Linked DNA regions of Mus musculus: region 1 is linked to region 2. A link is a contact called in ENCODE Hi-C or POLR2A ChIA-PET data. All regions are on one chromosome and are shown on one strand. Each heading gives the region's core, a stretch centred on a gene start or an enhancer-like site at or near the end of the contact. The rest is flanking DNA. Distances are from core to core; before and after follow the strand shown. Region 1 holds the start of Rsbn1l (round spermatid basic protein 1-like). Region 2 holds the start of Tmem60 (transmembrane protein 60).

Region 1 (5,459 bases), core at 1,088-3,587, 69 kb after region 2:
CCCCACATCTTGATGTAAAGACTATCACTGTTTAAGTCTGAGGGATTACTACATTTATTGGAAGGGCACACTAGTGTCACAGCTGACCTATGGAGATCAGAGGACAACATATGGAGAGCTGATTCTCCCCATCTTAGGGACCCTGGGAATTAAAATCAGGTGGTCAAGCTACACAGTAAGTGCCTGAACCATCTTAACGTTCCCAAACGGATTTTTTTTTTCCTTTCAGTTCTGCATCTTGTCTTTATTCTGCCTCACGAACATGGTCAATTAGCTTTACAGACTTTCTAAGTCATGGGGAAATAACCTTGGATTTGGGCAAAACAAAATTGATCTTTCCATTTTAACCTTCCCAAATAGATTTTAAATGTTAGTTAAGACTGTAAAAAATCACCATTAACAGACATCTCACTAAGTCATATAGATATATCGATATATCTCACATTTTAGGCCGGTACTATCACCACTCAAAAACTCCAACAATGTAATACCTACACTCACTTCTGCAGAGAACTCAGGAAAAGCAAAAGCGCAGCTTACCCAAGGAAGAATGATACCAAACTGCACATGGACAGACTCTGCAGCATTTTATAACTTAAATCTTATATTTAACCACTGCAACATAGAGATTTAAAATACTAACCATCTAGAACTCCTAAGCAGAAGGAAACTAAATTTCATCCTCAAAGCATTCCTAAGGCAATGCTCCAACTCCCTAGGAGAGCGTTACACTGGGAACAAGGGTACACCGAACCATTAGCTTGGCTTAGATGTTAGCATTCTTTTACATTGTGAATGATGAACTTTTCTATTCAGATAATTTTTCAAGATCTAAGGTACCATTAGATCAGCAAGGTTACTGGCATTTCACCAGCATTCCAAAACAGAACGGAATACTTCACAACAATGTGTGACAATGACAACGTATATTTATATAACCTCGTGATCACCTAAAGATCTACTTTCCAACCCATATCCACTTTGTATTAGTCAGATCTCTACATATCCACAGATGACTAGAATGACCCCTCATTTTAAAGAAAATACGGAAAACTCTGCTAGCTTACATTACAAAAGAAAACTGAAAAACAGTTGGGAATTCCCCCCCCCCACCCCACCCCACCCCCGGCAGAAACACTCTGAAGCCACTTGATCTGGCCAAAAGACGTCAAAACATCCGATTTTATCATTTGCTGAACGAGAAAGAAAGAAGAAAAAAAAAAAAAAAGAATATGGCTGAAAGCTTCTGAAGGGTAGTATTTAAAACAGGACCACGCAAAACACTTTAACAATATGGAATGTGGGCACCTCAGAAACCGCACACTTGGTGCCCTGCGCACGACCTCATCTCCCTAGTAGGGATGAAACATCCTGGTCCCCGTGGTCCCTGGGAGCTTCCAGCTTCCGCCAATACACCCGACCACCCACTTTTTTTTTTTTTTTTTTTTGGACAGGATATTCTGGCGTTGGAAGCTGCGTCGCAAACATGAATTTCCTGCGATCCAGTCCGATCCCTTTCGTAATCTTTAAAAGACCTGTTCTCTTCTGCCTCCCCAGCCAAAAACACACCGGGGAGCGGGGTCCTCTAGACCCACTCCTTCACGCGCGTCCTGCTGCGCGTTAACTGGAAGGCGAAACCGACACCGAAAACCAGGAGTTTCAGCCATCCCCCCGGTCGGCGACCGAAACTCCAGGCTCCATTTACTTCTGGCCCCGCGGAAGGCTGCAGCCCCGCCGGCCGCCGGCGCTCCCCTCCCCCGCGCGGCACCCACCTCGCGGCAGCGGCTTCGCCTCGCCGTTCTCATCCCGGGCGGCGGCGCCGAGGCCGTGCTGCCTCCGCTTCTCCTTCTCGCGCTTCTCCTTGGGTCTGCGCGGCTTGGCGGCGGCCGGCGGAGCGACGGGCGGGAGCAGGACGCGGTGAGGCTGAGCGTGCAGCAGCGAGGGAGTGACCAGCAGTTTGCGCGGCAGCGGCTGAGACGAGGAAGCGGAGGCTGAGGAGACGCTCGGGCTGGCGGAGAAAGAGTAACAGCTCCGAGAGGTGGACGAGGAGGAGGCGGCGGGCCGAGCCGCGAAGCTCCACGCCGCCGGGCTGCCGAAGCTCTGGGGCTGCAGCTGCCCGCCGTTCCCGCCGCTGCCCCCCTCCCCGTTCACTCTCCGCGGCGCCTTCTTCTCCTCGGTGCGAACCTTCTTGGCAGACATAGAGCCCGGCGGCTCCCGCGAGGAAGGCTGTACTTTGCCAGATGCTTCCTTCTCAGAGAGGAGAGCCACGGCGCCGCGAGCTGGGTTCGGCGGTTCCGCCATTTTGCGCTCCTGTTGTATTTACTCTCCGCCGCTCCCCGGAGCGGGGGCGCGGGGCGGGGTGCCTAGGTCCAGGCCGAGCTCCCATTGGGCGCGCTAAACTGAGAGATCCCGGAACAAACCAATCAAAGACGCGGACAGAAGCCGTCGGGGTGGGGTCACCGAGCGGACCTTCATTTGGAGGTCAGAGGTCTTTTCGGCGCGGCTGATGGAGAGCTCGCTGAGAAGGGAGGATCTCCCGACCGTCGCTCGGGAGCCCCGAATCTGCCCGGACCGAGGTAGCGCTGCCGTTCGCTCAAAGACTTTGCCTTGTTTGTACCGCTCTCTCTTTTTACCTTGAGGTGGCTTGGGTCCCTTCTGCAGGTTCTGAAAAACGAGTTCTGGGTTGCTCGTCTCGGAGAAAATTTGTCGAGAGTCCGATCAGCAAAGGCAGAAATGGTGAAAAGTTGCCTTATTTTAACTAAGGTCGTAAAAGTTCGTACTTTAAAAGAGAGTTTTCTGCAGAGCTGGAACTTGGATCACTTCCGATCGTGAAGATAAAAATCACCCACCGTTTGGAGGCTTTAAATTGAGCTTGAGTGCTAAAGGTTTTCACTTTAATTATTCTTTAAACGACACCAGGAAAAAGCCACTAGCGGTGTTTGTAAATGTTTGAAAATGCAGTTAGAGTTCTGTATTTCAGAGTCAGCGCTATGAAACTTCGCCAAGCATGTACCTTGATTTTTATCTCAAAAGATAAGGAATTTGGGGGAATGGGTTACAACACAGTTCAAGCTTTAGACAAGAGCATGCCTTAAAGTCTTAGATCTTTTGTGAGATTAGAATGTAAAGATAACACATGATCATATTAGCTCAGCAAGAAAAAGGAGTTTTCTGATCCCCTAAGAGGGACATTAGCAGTTACTTTCCGCAGCTAACAGTTGCCTTTCAGGAAACTGCAATGGTCTGTTGTTACTCCTCTTTTACTCCAAACCCACTTCTTTAGGACTCGGTGAGGGGAACACATCAAAATCTAACGCTGTTTGTAAATACATTTTTCTTTTTTTGGTTGGTTGGTTGGTTCGTTTGTTTTTTGAGTCATAGTCTTCCAATATTGTCCTGGCTGTCCTGTAAACCAGCCTGGCCTCGAACTCAAATCTTCCTGCATTTGCCCAACTCCCTTTCCCCCAGTGCTGGAATTAAAGAAAGGTGTGTACCACTGCATCTGTCCTCATTGTTTTTAGTTTTTAGAAGTAAATTGTTAATATATAGAGTATTCCCTGAAGCTAGACCCAGAGAGACAAATTTTGCATATTTTCTCTAATGTGTGTAATCTAGTTTTAAAAACACACACACAACATAAAAATAGAAGGGAAATGGGAAAAAGAAAGGTGATGAGCATAAGAAAGAAAGTCACTTCATCTCCCTCACCTGGGAATGAGTATGTCTACATCCAGGGCAGGGGATGAGGGAGTGGTGGTGTGACTGAGCAAATAAGGGTACAACATGGAAAGTGTTGGAATGAAACTGAACGCTAAGTAAGAAAACAAAAGGAAAAGGGGTTTCCTCTCTAGATTATCTAATTGGGACATTCATAACAGTGTCAGTTAGTCTAATGATTTTTTTTTAATTTTTTCGGTTTTTGAGACAGGGTTTCTCTGTATAGCCCTGGCTGTCCTGGAACTCACTCTAGACCAGGCTGGCCTCAAACTCAGAAATCCGCCTGTCTCTGCCTCCTAAGTGCTGGGATTAAGGGTGTGTGCCACTGCTGCAAGGCTCTAATGATCTTTTTAAAATGCATTTTTCTATTTTTTTCTCTTTTAGAAAGCATTTGCTTGTGCAGAGGGGAACAATGTCCGGGAGCAGAATTAATGATCTATTAAATAAAAACACATCTATGTTATGTCTGCATGGCAAAAATTAAATATCCAGCCAGACAGTGGTGGCTCACGCCCTTAATCCCAGCACTTGGGAGGCAGAGGCAGGCAGATTTCTGAGTTCGAGGCCAGCCTGATCTACAGAGTGAGATCCAGGACAGCCAGGGCTAAACAGAGAAACCCTGTCTCCAAAAACCAAAATAAATAAATAAATATCCTAGCAGAAAGCAGGTGCTGCAGTGAACTGGCCTGTCTTCCTGGGGAGTGGCATACAATGGGGGAAACGATAGGACTGGCAGTCACCCACTCACCAGCCTTGAGATTCTACTCAGGCCGCTTTGCCTGGGAAGCTCTCTGTTGTCTTATTTGGTAAATTTGACTACAAGGTTCCTCTATTCTTGATTTGCCATTTTCAAGATTTGCAGAATCACATTGTAACTGTTAAAGTTAAAATAATTTCTCAGCACACTGGAGGCAGATCTGCAGGCAAATCTCTGAATTCCGGGCTAACCTAGTCTACAGAGTGAGTTCCAGGACAGTCAAGGCTACAAAAAAAAAAAAAAAAAAAACCTCTGTCTCAAAACAAAACAAAACAAACAAACAAAAAGTAAGGAAACACTTAAAATAATTTACCGTCAGACATGGTGATACAGCCCTGTGCTCTCGGCATTTTAGAGGGAGCCACAAAAGGATCAGATCCCCAACTAACGGCATAGTAAACTCAGGCCAATATGGGCTACATGCATACCTATCTCAGAAACTGAAGCAAAGTACATTGTAAAGTAGTTTCCTTATTATTGTGTGTGTACTGCTGTTTGCCTCCATATGCATGTGTATATCACATATATGTCAGATGCCTGTGGAAGCCAGAAGAGAACAGTGGATTCCGTGGACCTGGAGTTATGGCCGGTGGTGAGCTGCCTTGCTAGGGAACAAATCCATGTCCTCTCGCAAAACAAGTACTCTTAGCCACTGACCATCTCTCTAAAGCCCAAAATAACTTTTGTTCCCTCCCCTCCCCTCCCCTCCTCATGGAGGCCAGAAGAGGACAACAGATTCCCTGAAATTGTTCTTAGATGTTGTTGTGAGCCAGCAAGTATAGACACTGGAATCTGAACTCAGGCCCTCTGCAAGAGCAGCAAGTGCTCTCTGCTCCTGCCCACTGAGCCATTTCCCCAGCCCTGTGTGACTCTGCTTTTAAAACGTTTGCTAAGATATCGGAGCCAAATGTACGAAGTAACCATATAACCTTTCTGTCCAAAAGTAATGTTTTAAATAAATGCAGCGTGAGTGACGGGGAAATTA
Region 2 (5,162 bases), core at 908-3,407:
ATCAACTTATTACCATTAAAATCTCGAACCATTAGTTAACTAAATCTTAGTTGTAATAATAGAGAATAGTAATTACTCATTGGATTATGTGACATAATATAATATATAAATAATCCAACTAATTTATGATCTTCATTTTTTTCAACATACTAACATAAATTCTCTTAGTGACGATATATGCATTACATATTCCCTACAATTATACATAAACTGAACAAGCCAAAAAGGTTTCCACTTAAAAACTGTTCAGGTCATCTTTATTTTTAGCATCAACTCTCCAGTGCCAATTTGACCTTTAAAATATTTAACTCTTGCAAGCTTGGCTATGCAAGACTGCCCACACAGTTAGATGCACTTGAAATAAATACATTTTTATGATCTACTACAATATACTAAAACTCAGAATCCTCGCCACCCAACATTAGATAGTTCTGATACTATCTAATGCATTCAACTGCTTCCCTGTGCAGGAGGCAGACTACTTCCAAAGAGGGAAAAACTTAAGAAATTTCCTGGAACCACCTTGTTTTCTGGTTCCAGACATGGCTCAGTCTACCCGGACCTCCTGATTTCTTTCCTCTGGGGTCTAGAGTCTGAATCATAAAACTCACAGAAACACCCGTTTCTTTCCCTTTTAATCTATAGCCTGTACACCAAACCTAAGTTAGGACTTGAGCTAAAGTGCACGTGGAAGTCCAGTGTTAGGAAAAACGATTTACAAAAGTACCTAGCAAATTCATAATCACTTAAAATCAAAGACTCGGAAAAAGAAAAAAGGCAAGAAACGCTTAAAAATGTTTGATGAAAGCAATAAAAAATTACTAAAGTATTACACGTAAAGTAACATCAAAGTAAGCAACGTCTACCACTGACAAAACAATTGTAAATTGCATACCTAATTTACATACACCCAAGTATGTAAAACCCACAAGGAAGATTAATTGCTCCACATTGTACTTTCCCAGTAGCACATGTTAATACAGTCCCCAGGTGTTCTCCGGACAAAAATAAAATGGTTAACAAAATGATTCCTGAAGTTTAACAAGGCAGTGATGAGTTAGAAAGCACAATACCAGAACAATACTAGAACGCTGGCTGTCAACACGAGGCGGAAACAAGGTGAAGCATGCCTATGGACCACTGCATTGTTTGCAGACCTGAAATGCCCTGCCAAGGCCCACGCGCGAGACTCGGGTAGCCGCCCCTCCGCGGTCGCTGTAGGAGCCGCAACTCCCGTGCGCCGGAGCTGCGGGAGCAGCAGCTGCCCTTCCGCGCGGGCAGTGCCTGCACGCAGGGCGACCGCTCCGCGAGCCCGCGCGCGCCTCGGGCCGCTAGAGGACCTCGCGTGGGCCCCGGCCCGGCCACCCGCCGCCCCCACACGCCCTCTGGGGACCGCGCGACCCCAAGCCAGAGGAGCGCAGGGGCGCGCGCGCCCACACCGCGCCGAGCTCCGGCCCGCAGCCGCCGCGCCCCGGCGAAGGGAGGGGGCCGCGGCCGAGCGGGGCCCGCAGGTGCCCGTGGCAGGGGGCGCCACGGCGACCACGAAGCCCGCGCCCCCATCCCGCCCGCCGCTCCGCCGCCCGGTCCGCACAGCCCTGGGATCCTGTCAGAGTGCGGCGACCTCCACATGGCCCGCCGAGCATGGAGCTGTGGCGCCTACCGTAGCCGCCGGCGCCGCGCCGCTGGGAAGCGGCTAGGAGACGCGCAGAGTCGCGAAGGCTAGTGCCGCCGCTGGAGCCCAAAGAGCTACAGCCCCGCCGCCGGCGGCGCGCTGCCTCCACCCTCGCGCCGCTCGCGCCGCCCGCACCGCGCTCCGCCTCCCGGGACGCCCCGCCTCCTCCGCGGCTCCTCGCATGACCACGGAGTCTGCGCCGCAGCCCGCAGGTTACGGGACCGGGCGAGAGGGGTGGGAGGGTCCCGGCGAGCGAGGGCGGGCCCGACGGCGGGCGTGATCGGAAAACTGACTTTTCTACCAACCTATAGGACTAAGGGGCGGGCCCAGGGGGCGCGGTCATTGCCTCCCTTTTTTATCGCTCTAAAACGGAGGGCAGTCAGTTACTGGCGGCCAAATGAACCAATAAACAAGAAAAACGGGCCCGTGAGCGCCGAACGCCGTTCGCTCTGCTCTCCGGGATAGGCCAAGGGCGGCGGGAACAGCCCCGGATGTGGGCGGAACCTTGAGGTGCGGAGGGCCTCAGCTGCGGCTGTTTGGAGAGGCGGAACTATGTCTTCTCCTTAATTATCATGTGAGGGCCTAAGAATTTAATGGGGGGAAAAGTGTGGAAGAGGATTAGGATCCAAACTGGCGGATTTCCCGACCTTCGCTGCCCTCTCGGCTCTCCGGCCAGCCGCTCTACCAGGTGAGTCGGGAGCTCGGCCCTTGTCCTGTCCGTGCTGCCTCCGGGTGACCTCACCCCTTCATGCTGCGTGCGGGCGCGTTTGCACGACGGCTATGGGATGCGTCTTGCAAAAAACGCATTAAATTCCAGCATGAGTTTGGGAGAGTCCAGATATTCCCGCGAAACCACCATGGGCATTTCCAAACCAAAGACCAGGATAGTTTAGCAGGATCCTCACGTTCCAGGGCAGATGAGCCCTAAAGTCAACCAAGTTGTAAGCAGCGAGGCCACTTATTTTGAGAAGGAAATTGTGAGCTGGTTAAACAGAGCTGTCTTCGGGTAAGGAGAGTTCATTTATAAGTATTAAGAGTAGCGGGAGAAGGGAAATGGAATGGTATGGGAAGGACCTTGGATGAGTCTACTACGCACAACTAATTACTAGATGCAGGTGTGTATTTCCATGTGTGGGGAAAGAAACTCTGAAGGTTTCAACAATGGATCCGGAATCATACGGGCAAAAAAAAACAAAAACAAAAAAACACCTTCTGTGTACAGATATAACCACCTTAAGTGAGAAATATCTATTGAGCAAATCTTAGCCTTGGACCAACACATAGAGAGAAAATGGTGGTAAAAACCAAATAAATTCTATTAAAACAGTATGTCTTTGTAAAATTGGAACCTTGTATTACCACTGTAGTTCAGCGTATGTAATCCTTAAACGTCAGTTAAATGTCAGGAAGGTCATCTCCATTGTTGAGAATACTTTTCTACAACCGAGTTTTGTTTCCACCCACAATTATAAACTTGTAACCGCAATAAGCTTAGGCCCTGGCCTCCTTTCACCTCTTGTCCTAAAATGCCTATAGTCATTGCACTCGACTTGGCACTTGTTCCTGAAGGGGGTGGGGATGGGGGAGAAAAAAGTTTGTATTATCCTGTACCATATAGAAAAGTTGTGTTTAAGGATATTAATAATCACAAAACTTTGTTAAAGGTTCTTTAAATTGACCAAATCAGAGGTTAGGACTGAGCAAACATAATTCACAGGATTAAAAACACACAGTTAATTAAGCAGTCTGCCCACATCTCCACCTCTGCTTCCAAACTTAATCTCATTCCATTATATTCTATTTTTTGTAAAAGACTGGTACAGAAAATTGCCTTCCGTGACTTAACCTAATGTGAGCAGTTCCTTATACCCCTGTGCCTTTAAGTCCTAGCAGAGTCAAGTCAGGTAGCTCTTTAGATAGAGTTCAAGGCCAGGCTGGTCTATGTAAGCAAAGTTCTAGGCTGGCCAGGCTATGTAGGCAGAGCTCTGTCTGCCAAATCCCTGCAGTCCAAAGCATTTGCAAACTAAACAAACTGCTAATAGTTGAGAGTGAGAAGGTGCTAGGACATCAGCATCCAACTGCTAAAGTTCAACAGGTGTGTGTTTACCAAGATTAGCATCCTCGAGATGTGCAGACTTTAGCAATAGATTGACCACAGCTCTTCTTGTCTGTCCCTGCTTCTCCTGCATCACTCTCACCTTTTGTTTACCTCTCCCCCTGGTGACCTTTCCCTTCTCTCCTGTGTGCCTGTCTTCACTCTGTCTTTTGCCAGTGGCTTTGTCATGGAGATTACTTTCCTACTTAGTTGTTCTTGGGATGGTAAGAGCAGGTAAATGCTGCACTTGCCACCCAGGCCCATGGCCTGAGCTCAGTCCCCAGGACCTGGGTGGTGGAAGGAGAGAAGGAAATTTTCCTACTTGTGCCTCTCACACTCTCATGACCACGTGATCAGAGGAATAAAATGTTACTCAGCTTTTGCCATTTCCTTGCCCTCTGTTGAGTAAGCTGCCTTACTCCACTGCATGTAGTTTGCCTTCTGATTCCCATTGTATCTGCCCTTCCACTTAAAGGTCGCAAGGCTTCGATTAAAAAAAAATCTTGAAATGTAAATCCATACATGAAGATTAGATACATCTTTATACCTTAAGCTAAGGTATAAGTTAATGAATTCCCAACTGAAAGTAGAAGTTCTTAAGAATTATCTTAGTGATACTAGCATTGAAAAAAAAATAAGAGAAATTAAAAATATTCTGGCAGTGAGAGGTACTGGGTACTGGGCTTTCCAAGCATAAGGATGCATTCTAGAGTAACAGAGCTAAGGTTCTGGGTAATGGAAAGATTGCTTGTTGGCTAAAAATGCTTGCTACTCTATCAGAGGACCTGAGTCAAGTCCCAGTACCTACATAAGGCGATTAGGACTGCCTGTAACTCTAGTACCAGGCGATACCAACCAGGGGTGCCAGGTAATCTTCACATTCAGAAGGAATCTTAGCACTGAACATTTTTTTTCTGGGCTCATGTGGCACACACATGTAGACATACACATAAAAAGTTTTTTTTAAAAGAAATCTATTTTAAAATAAAAGAGAACAGTGATATAAAAGTTAGCCCCTGTCATTGGATCTTTAAACACTGGGTAATAACAAAATCCCAAGTTTTTTAGTGGTCTGCTCTAGCAAGGAAATACTTAAAAATACAAGAAACAAGGATTATGTGCAAGTATAGTTATCAGTCCTGTGTGGATTATTTAGCCAGTGACACCTCTTCAGTCTTGCTGTTTATAAAAACTATATAAAGTTTATATCAGTCATTCTATCCTCAAAAACTTCATTATGCACCCAGCAGTGGGGCACATGCCTTTAACCTCAGTGCTGAAGAGGCAGAGGCAGGTGGATTTCTGAGTTTGATGCCAGCCTGGTCTACAGAGTTTCAGGATAGCCAGGGCTATACACAAATCCTGCCTCAAAAAACATGTTTCAATGTGTTGACC

Evidence for each region. Hi-C counts contacts between places; a loop is a spot of excess contacts on that map. ChIA-PET counts read pairs that join two places held with the same protein, here RNA polymerase II (POLR2A).
Region 1: a map of heart shows a loop between it and region 2 (5-fold over the local background). The contact joins the promoter of Rsbn1l here to the promoter of Tmem60 in region 2. A Hi-C loop is called at or near these places in 7 of 37 maps with a recorded cell type or tissue (adrenal gland, heart and left cerebral cortex). POLR2A ChIA-PET finds 5 or more read pairs at or near these places in 4 of 5 experiments (Patski and embryonic stem cell).

The regions. Positions count from the first base shown.
Region 1 is chr5:20,949,485-20,954,943 of GRCm38, forward strand. Rsbn1l (round spermatid basic protein 1-like) reads right to left here and starts at 2,338. Exons shown (of 8, transcript NM_001080977.1): 1 at 1,773-2,338. The coding sequence starts at 2,301. A630072M18Rik (RIKEN cDNA A630072M18 gene) reads left to right here and starts at 1,505. Exons shown (of 1, transcript NR_030699.1): 1 at 1,505-5,459.
Region 2 is chr5:20,880,296-20,885,457 of GRCm38, forward strand. It overlaps Tmem60 (transmembrane protein 60), which reads left to right and starts at 2,158. Exons shown (of 2, transcript NM_177601.3): 1 at 2,158-2,360. It overlaps Phtf2 (putative homeodomain transcription factor 2), which reads right to left and starts at 1,829. Exons shown (of 18, transcript NM_172992.3): 1 at 1,661-1,829.